Regions from separate parts of the Homo sapiens genome. Here region 1 is linked to region 2. The links are chromatin contacts, found by Hi-C or POLR2A ChIA-PET in ENCODE. All regions are on one chromosome and are shown on one strand. The core of a region is the stretch at or near the end of the contact, and the rest is flanking DNA. Distances in the headings are between cores, read along the strand shown.

What was found. Hi-C counts contacts between places; a loop is a spot of excess contacts on that map. ChIA-PET counts read pairs that join two places held with the same protein, here RNA polymerase II (POLR2A). Pooled maps may share reads with other maps.
Region 1: a loop to region 2 is called in a map of endothelial cell of umbilical vein, with 6 times the contacts of the local background. The contact joins the enhancer-like site here to the promoter of MECOM in region 2. A Hi-C loop is called at or near these places in 38 of 168 maps with a recorded cell type or tissue (A673, Caco-2, Calu3 and 21 more), 6 of 37 single-sample maps with no recorded cell type and 31 of 50 pooled maps. POLR2A ChIA-PET finds 5 or more read pairs at or near these places in 3 of 52 experiments (BJ, Panc1 and endothelial cell of umbilical vein).

Annotation. Positions count from the first base shown.
Region 1 is chr3:169,216,109-169,219,983 of GRCh38, forward strand. The region is part of intron 2 of MECOM (MDS1 and EVI1 complex locus); the gene reads right to left. Among named protein-coding and RNA genes, the nearest start is that of LINC01997, 220 kb to the left of the region's middle. Within about 2 kb of position 2,428, at least 2 of the 41 ENCODE cell types and tissues checked have a DNase peak (open chromatin) inside an H3K27ac peak, as active enhancers do; they include endothelial cell of umbilical vein, where a contact is called at or near this core.
Region 2 is chr3:169,661,384-169,665,213 of GRCh38, forward strand. MECOM (MDS1 and EVI1 complex locus) reads right to left here and starts at 2,329. Exons shown (of 17, transcript NM_004991.4): 1 at 1,953-2,329. The coding sequence starts at 1,989. RefSeq lists an enhancer at 1-131 and a silencer at 1,221-1,320.

The DNA.
Region 1 (3,875 bases), core at 1,178-3,677, 450 kb before region 2:
ACCTCTGAGTAGAGTCAACTCACGAGTGTTTCCACGTCTTGTTTGTTGCACAATAGGGAAGTTTTCTGGCTGCTTTCATTGATTTCCAAATCCCGAATCTTTCTTTTCTGATGGTATGATGGTGAAAATAACCTTATTTGGTTGCCATCATTTGATGTCAAAATGACGACCATCTAAACTACTTTTTTTCTCACTAGGTTTACTCTTTTAACCAAATTCATAGCAACTCTCTCTTACTTATTTCAAGCCTATGGGATAGAAATAAGTTGTGTCATTTCTAGTGGTGTTTAGGCATAGGTGTATCTTAAAAGCAATAGTTGAAACCTTCCCAAATCTCTGAAATGACATCTGACCACTGGCTGCCAGGTTGCAAGGTCTTCTGGCTTCCCCCATTTCCTGCATACATTTTTGCTATTTCTGAAATGAGAAGAAATAAATGTACTGCTAATTTACACAAACCTTCTCTAGTAAAAAAAAAAAAAAAGTACACTATAGGTTAAAAAACATTAAATATTACTAATTCTATATGTTTCAATCTAGTACATTAAAATAATATTCATGAAAACACTTTACAATATTGGGGGAAAGCCTTGTGAAATTTCACAATATATTGTTAAGTAAGAAAAATAGTTTATAAAATTATGAAAATGCAATCTTAATTTTGCAAAAGAGATATACAGATATGCATAGCAAAAATACTGTAGGTAGCTCAATAAAAAGTTGACAGTGTTTATCTGTAAAACAAAAACAAAAACAAAAACGCACATTAAGCTATCGCCGTGGCCACCATTTACACGGAGTTACTTAAAACAGAATAAATATATTACCCTATAATTTAAGTCATAAAAATCTACTGAGGAAGTTTAGTCTCTACTAGCCACACAAATAAACAGGTATGATACCATAGAGAACAACCGACAGATACCCCATCTCTGTGGGTTCATTTTGACTTCCTTGCACAAGTAGGTAACAGGAGGGTGGATGATCCGCAGATAGCCAGAGCCATATATTTAGAAGATGAACTCATAACAGAATGATCTGGATTTTGGCACCTGAGTAAACATGACTACATGGGTTTGTATTAACTTCTATTTGACATTCACAGAGAATTCCCACCTCTTGCCTGCATACATGAACTATAGCTAGACTCTTGGAGTCTTTTTTTTTTAATAAAACATTTTTGTGGAGACAATAAAATATATAACACAAAGGAAAGATTCTGATATAGGATTACATTTTGGGTTTGTAATAAACTAGAACATTGTACTTAAAGATAACACTGCTCAAGTTCAGAAAGATTTTTAAAAAGCAAAATATTTAGCATTTTCGTAAATTATGCACAATTAACATAACCTCACTACTATATACATGAAATGTTTAAAAATAAATAAATAGGCCGAGCACGGTGGCTCACACCTGTAATCCCAGAACTTTGGGAGGCCAAGGCGGGCAGATCACTGAGGTCAGGAGTTTGAGACCAGCCTGGCTAACATGGCAAAACCCCGTCGCCACTAAAAATACAAACATTAGCTGGGCACTGTGGCACGTACCTGTAATCCCAGATACTTGGGAGGCTGAGGCAGCAGAATCACTTGAACCCAGGAGGTGGAGATTGCAGTGAGCTGAGATCACACCACTGCACTCCAACCTGGGCAACAGAGCGAGACTCCATCTCAAAAAACTATATATATATTTATTTTACATATTTTATTTTACAAAATAAAATATATATGTAATATATATATATATAATCCCCATAATTTCAAAATTTATAAAAATTTCAGCATAGGGTAGTTTTTCTCACTCATCTACAAACATAATCAGAATTTACAACATGGCCTTGACAACAATTTTATTATACATCCTAAATTATCAGTGACTCTAATTAAATATTTTAATAGCTCTATAGTGAAATTAATGCTTAGGGCAGTAATCATTTGACTACTATAAATCATGTAAAGCTAAAAGTTTAGCAATATAGCTTATAGGTTGATAATCCAGAAGAGAAATATATTTTTATTTTAATGGGAAGAGACATCTTACTGTGTGCTTTTAAAATAAATTAGGTTTAAGAAGTCTACAAATTCTGAAAAGTTACAGGAAAAAAAAAGGATCCATTAATCAAAATTGTGTGACATGAAAAAATTTCATTTTTCAGAATGATCTTTAAGAAGATAAAACTTTCAACAGGGATCACAAGAGCTGGGTTGTTTAATTTGCAGTAGAATTTTTGAAATCTGGAGGAAGGATGACACTCAAATCAGATGTATGCACTTGACTTGTCAATGTAATGGAAAGTTACTTCGGGCAATGATCCCAATAATGCCACAGCTTGGGTGGGAAGTTTACAAGGAAAAACAGGAAGTGATGCCAGGGATCACAAAAGGACACTTCCCTTTTGACTGGAATGAGTATTTTACAAATCAAGGAGTGCTATGCATCCAGGGTGAGGCAGGGGGAGGCAGAGTGTCTCTCAGAAAAGCCTGTAACCTGTGGTCTCACACAGTGACTTCAGAACTTGTGGAATTTTGAATACTGTATCCAATTAGGAAAGTATCCTTTTTGTGTTCACATACTACAGAATGCAGTCCATATCAGTGTTAACTTTTATTTCTTAATCATTCTGTATTAGGCATCAAAAAGCCTACTACTGCTTGCCCAAAATCATTCAGGGAATTAAAAAGTTCTCTCTTTACTTACTCTTACAGTTTTATTTTGACAGACAATGTTGCACCGTATCCAATTTAAATTTGTGATGACAGTGGATTTGGGCGTGCAAATGTGACAGAGAACTTTCTCTTTCTCCCCCTCCTTCTACACCACACACCTACCCCTACGTATATAGCTGCGTGTGTGTGTGTGTGCTGTCTCCTGAGCTATGTCATGATCTTGGATGTGTGTCTGTGGGGCCCCAGTGTTGCTGCTGTGGGCTTTTTGCAACAACTATAAAATTCAGCACATTATCCTCATCTCGCTATAACAGCAAACATCGAAGTATCACAGAATCAAAGGAATTAGTTGAAAATAATTTCATAGACAGAGGTACTTAGCTTTTTATAGCTCTGGCTCAACTTGAATATCAATCTATATTAGGTCCTTTAAAAAAAAATTTAATAGGCCAGGCGCGGTGGCTCACGCCTGTAATCCCAGCACTTCGGGAGGCCGAGGAGGGTGGATCACGAGGTCAGGAGATCCAGACCATCCTGGCTAACATGGTGAAACCGCGTATCCACTAAAAATACAAAAAAATTAGCCAGGCGTGGTGGTGGGCGCCTGTAGTCCCAGGTACTCGGGAGGCTGAGGTAGGAGAATGGCCTGAACCTGGGAGGCGGAGCTTGCAGTGAGCCAAGATGGCGCCACTGCACTCCAGCCTGGGCGACAGAGCGAGACTCCGTCTTAAAAACAAAACAGAACAAAACAAAAACTTAATGAGATCATTCCTAGGTTAGAAGGTAAACTTATAGCTAACTTTCTTCTTGGCAAAAAATCAGGATGCTATATATACACCACTATATATTTGAGCACACACATGTAGCTACATATGTAGGGGTGGGTGTGTGGTGTAGAAGGAGTGAGAGAAAGTCTGTCACACTTGCATGCCCAAATCCACTGTCATCATAAATTTAAATTACATATATAGGTGTGTGTATATATATAATGGTATATATATATTATATACATTAGTTTGCTATATATAATAATAGCATGTGTATATATATATAAAATCATCCTAATTTTTTATCAAGAATACAGTTAACTATAAGTTTACCTCCTAACCTAGGAACCATCTCATTAAGTTTTTTTAAAGGATCTAATATATATATTATTCTAATATGTATAATTCTAATATATAATATATTCCAATTATATACATT
Region 2 (3,830 bases), core at 1,079-3,578:
ATTTATTTCCCTTCAGATGAAAATAAAGACATCGGCCTCATTTAAAAGCAAACAGGGAAAACAGTTCCACCGGCGCCCTTTGACACTGTAGCAGCGAGTGTAAAGAACAACACCCAAAAGAGAAACAGATGGACTGATGACCCAAAGAGCCCTATATTTAGGTTGATTTCTCAGACCCAGGGGAAAGGAAATGTATCGGGGAGTGTACGAGTGCTTGGGTGAGGACTGCACAAAGCACTGGAAAGGCGCCTGGGATGACAGCATCTCGCGGGGCTACACCGCCGACTCCAATGCCCGCGAAGCCGAGCCTGCTGAGGTGCCGCCGACTTCCCGGGCTGCTGCAGGGACGCAGTGAGCAAGGAGGCGTGGATACGATACCTACCGTATTTGGTTCTAATGTGCGAGGGTCGCGCGGGGGGAGACTGGGATTTCACTGGGGAGAAGCATCCCACCCATCTCCGATCTCTCATTTCTGCGTTCCGTAAACAACACAATTAGAGAGTTTTGTTTTCGGCGAGTGCGAGTGTGGGAGAGAGAACCGCGGCCTGTCCACTCCCGAGGCAGCTCCAGCCCCGCCTATTGACACCTCAAGGAAGAGCGCTCCCAGCCGCTCCGGGGCTCAGTGTCCCTGAGTCCCCTTCAACTCGAAGTAGAAGCATTTGGACAAACGCAGTCCTGTCGTCTACAGTCCTGGCGGAGCATCACACCGTGTGGGAAAGTGTGGGCCCCGCCGGCAAAGCCAGGCGAGTCATCCAACACTTTTGCTGTAAGAGTGGGGGATGGGACTCCCACCGCCCCCTCCCCAAACCCCTTAGCCCACATCCCGCCAGACCAAGGCCGCTCCGCGCCGGGCAGGCAGGGGGCGCCGGGGAGGGTTATTGACCCTGGACCCAGGCTGCACCCAGACGAAGCGCCGGAGGCTGCGCTGCGCCCTCTCCGCGGCCCAACGCTCTGGCAGCCCGCCCCCTGGGGTTTGCTCGGCGCCCAGCAAGCCCGAGGTGCGCGGGTCGCAGCGCGCCCTCTCTGCCTCCTGCTCCTAGGCTGCCGCCGCTGGCTGTGTGCCCTCCACTCCCGGCTCTCCGAGCGCTCGCTGGGCCTCTTCTCTCCCCACGTCCGAGCGCTCGCTGGGCCTCTTTCCTCCCCACCTGCGCGTGGCTGTGCGGAGCCGGTAGCTCTGCTCTGCCCGTGCCCCCGCCCCCACCCCGCGATCACAGCCCCCACCTTGGTGTCCCCTACTCCCCGCCGCAGTCCTCCCGCCGCGCAGCGCCGCGCCGGAGAGCATGGCCGAGCGCACAGCGCCCACTACCGCAGCCGCGGCTCGGCGCAGTCCACCCGCCCGCCCGCGCAACTTCCAGCGGCCGCCTCGCAACTTTTCCCAAGTCCACCACAGCCGCCCGCCGCCGCCGCCACTGTGGCTCCCTCTGAGCCGCCTACCCTACCCAAACCCCAGAAACAAACCGAGGCTCGAAAAGGCTCCCTTCTCCTGCCGGCCCCCCATCCCCCGCGCCCCCCTCCTCCCACACCCGGGACTAGCTGGTTGGCCAGAGGCAACTCTCCCCCGCCTGGGGGGAAGGGGAGGGGAGGGGGAGACTTTCTCCTCTTCTCTTCCCCCCCACCCCACCCCTTCGCGCTCACTCTCGCGCTCTCTCCTCCCTCCCACCCCTAGTCTTTGCTGCCCCCACCCCCACCCCCACCCCGGGGTTGCCACAGCTGGTCGGTGCGCGGGACTGAGGGCTGCCCAGGCTCCTCCGGCGCCCAACCCGGGAGCGAGAGCGCGGGCGACCGGGAGCAGAGACTGGAACCGGCAGGTTGCTGGGGCTGCGCTCCGCCTGCCCTCCACCCGGGGCCCCGGCGCAAGAGGCAGCCCGCGCTCCCTCCCGGAGCGCTAGAGACAGATATGCAAGATGGCAGAGGAGGGGGAAAAGCCAATAGAAAAGGGATATTGCACCTACTTGTGGCCAGTTTCCTTGCCCTGCCTTTGGATCTCATGCTGTGCCCAGTCCTGCAGCCGCTGGTGTGTGGTTGGGGCTTTTTTTTCTTGGATCCTTTCCTTCTTTTGCTCTCCCTCTCGCTCCCTCCCTCTCTCTCCTGTCTCTCTCTCTCTCTCTCTCTCTCTCTCTCTCTCTCTCTCTCTCTCTCTCTCTCTCCCTCCCTCCTGTTTCTCTCCTGTTTCTCTCTCTCTTCCACACACTCACTCTCTGTATTTTCTTCTTTCACTCTCTCTCCCTCCCTCTCTCCCTTTCTCTCAATCCACACTCGCTATCTCTCCAGCATTGTCAGTTTGGACACCTTCGCACATGCGCGCTAGACGCCCCTCCAACATCTCAGCGCCGCCAAAAAAAGTTTGGAGCGATTTATCACTTTGATTTGGAGATCTTGTCAGATGGCAATCGCCGAGGAGGCGGAGAAAGGGAGCCGCGGGGAGGGCGGCGGGGGGCGGGGAGCGAACGCAGGGAGCCAGAGGGGAGCAGACACCTCGCCCAAAAAAAGGGGAGGGGGGAATTGAAAAGGCTTGGGCAGAGGATTGATTCCATGTTAGAATCGCCAACAAGCTTGTATCATGATTATTGTTATTGTTTTTCCCACCATAAATTGCAGACATTTTTCTATACCATCTACGAGGGAAGCAAGAAGCCAGGGGGGAAAAAAACTTTAAAAACATTTTTTAAAAACCCTTCTCCTGTTAAAGAACTAGAAGGGCTGGACCCTCGGCTAATAATCCAGGAGAAAGTGAGAATCATCCTGAACTTGAGAAATCTACTGCTGCCGCTGCTACTGCTACTGAAGCTATTGCAGCTTCCGCTTTCAGGGTTGTAAGCAGAATAAATAACTGGTTTTTTCCTCGATTTTAGCTGTAATACCAATGCTTGCTGCCATCCTTGGGACATTTCAGTATTCTTTCCCTACCAAGTAGTAATGATCACCCTTGATTCCCGGGTCCGGGCCGGCGCTGGCATTTGACATCCAAAGACCTCCTGCTTTCTCAGAGGTCGGCTGTCACCTTCCGGCCTCCCCCACTGCTGCCCCGGTCGCCTCCCGATGCAGCTCTGCTTGCCTGCCATTTTCACTCACTCGCTTAAACCTACAACCTCGGGGTCAAAAGAAAGAGGAGTAGGGAGGAAAATCACACACTCTTAAAAAAATACATTGTTGAAATTTCCTTTAATTACAGGATTTACCAATGAAGTGCCACTCAGAAATGGGAATTCCTAAAGGGGCTAGCTGTGTACAAGGTATGAATCAATCCCAACTAGGTATAGATTTTCTTTTGGTACAACCTTCTTGCATTAAACAGTTTTGTTCAATACCTTCCATGTGCTATTTATGTCCCCATTAATATCTGTTGCAAATCCTGCCAGACACCATAAAAGAAAATTACAATCTTTTCAGTCTCCGTGCTGCAACAATACATCCTTGATGTTCAAGTTAAAGGAAAAGAAAAGCAGGTCCTGGGCATGAGTTTGGCAAAGGCTGTGGAGGGAAAGGGGAATCATTGAGAATGCCCAGTCGTACCTGTTGGTATTTATTATCAAATCTAGGACTGCAGACATGAGAGAGCAAATAACAAGGTTCAACCCCAAAGGGTATCAATGGCCTGCAAATCTCTTTATTCAAGAGAATCAAAGTTCAAAGAATTTGTCCTTGTTAAGGATGCCTACCATTTTCCTTTATCCAGAGCTGTGTAATTCTGGGGGCATTTGGCTGTAAGATAGAGGTCCCTGGAGAACCAAGCTACAGGTCTCAAGGGAGACAGATGTATAAGGTTGAAATGTGAGGAAGGGAAGTAGGAAGGTAAAGGAGGGAATTACTCACAACAGGAGTAAAACAAC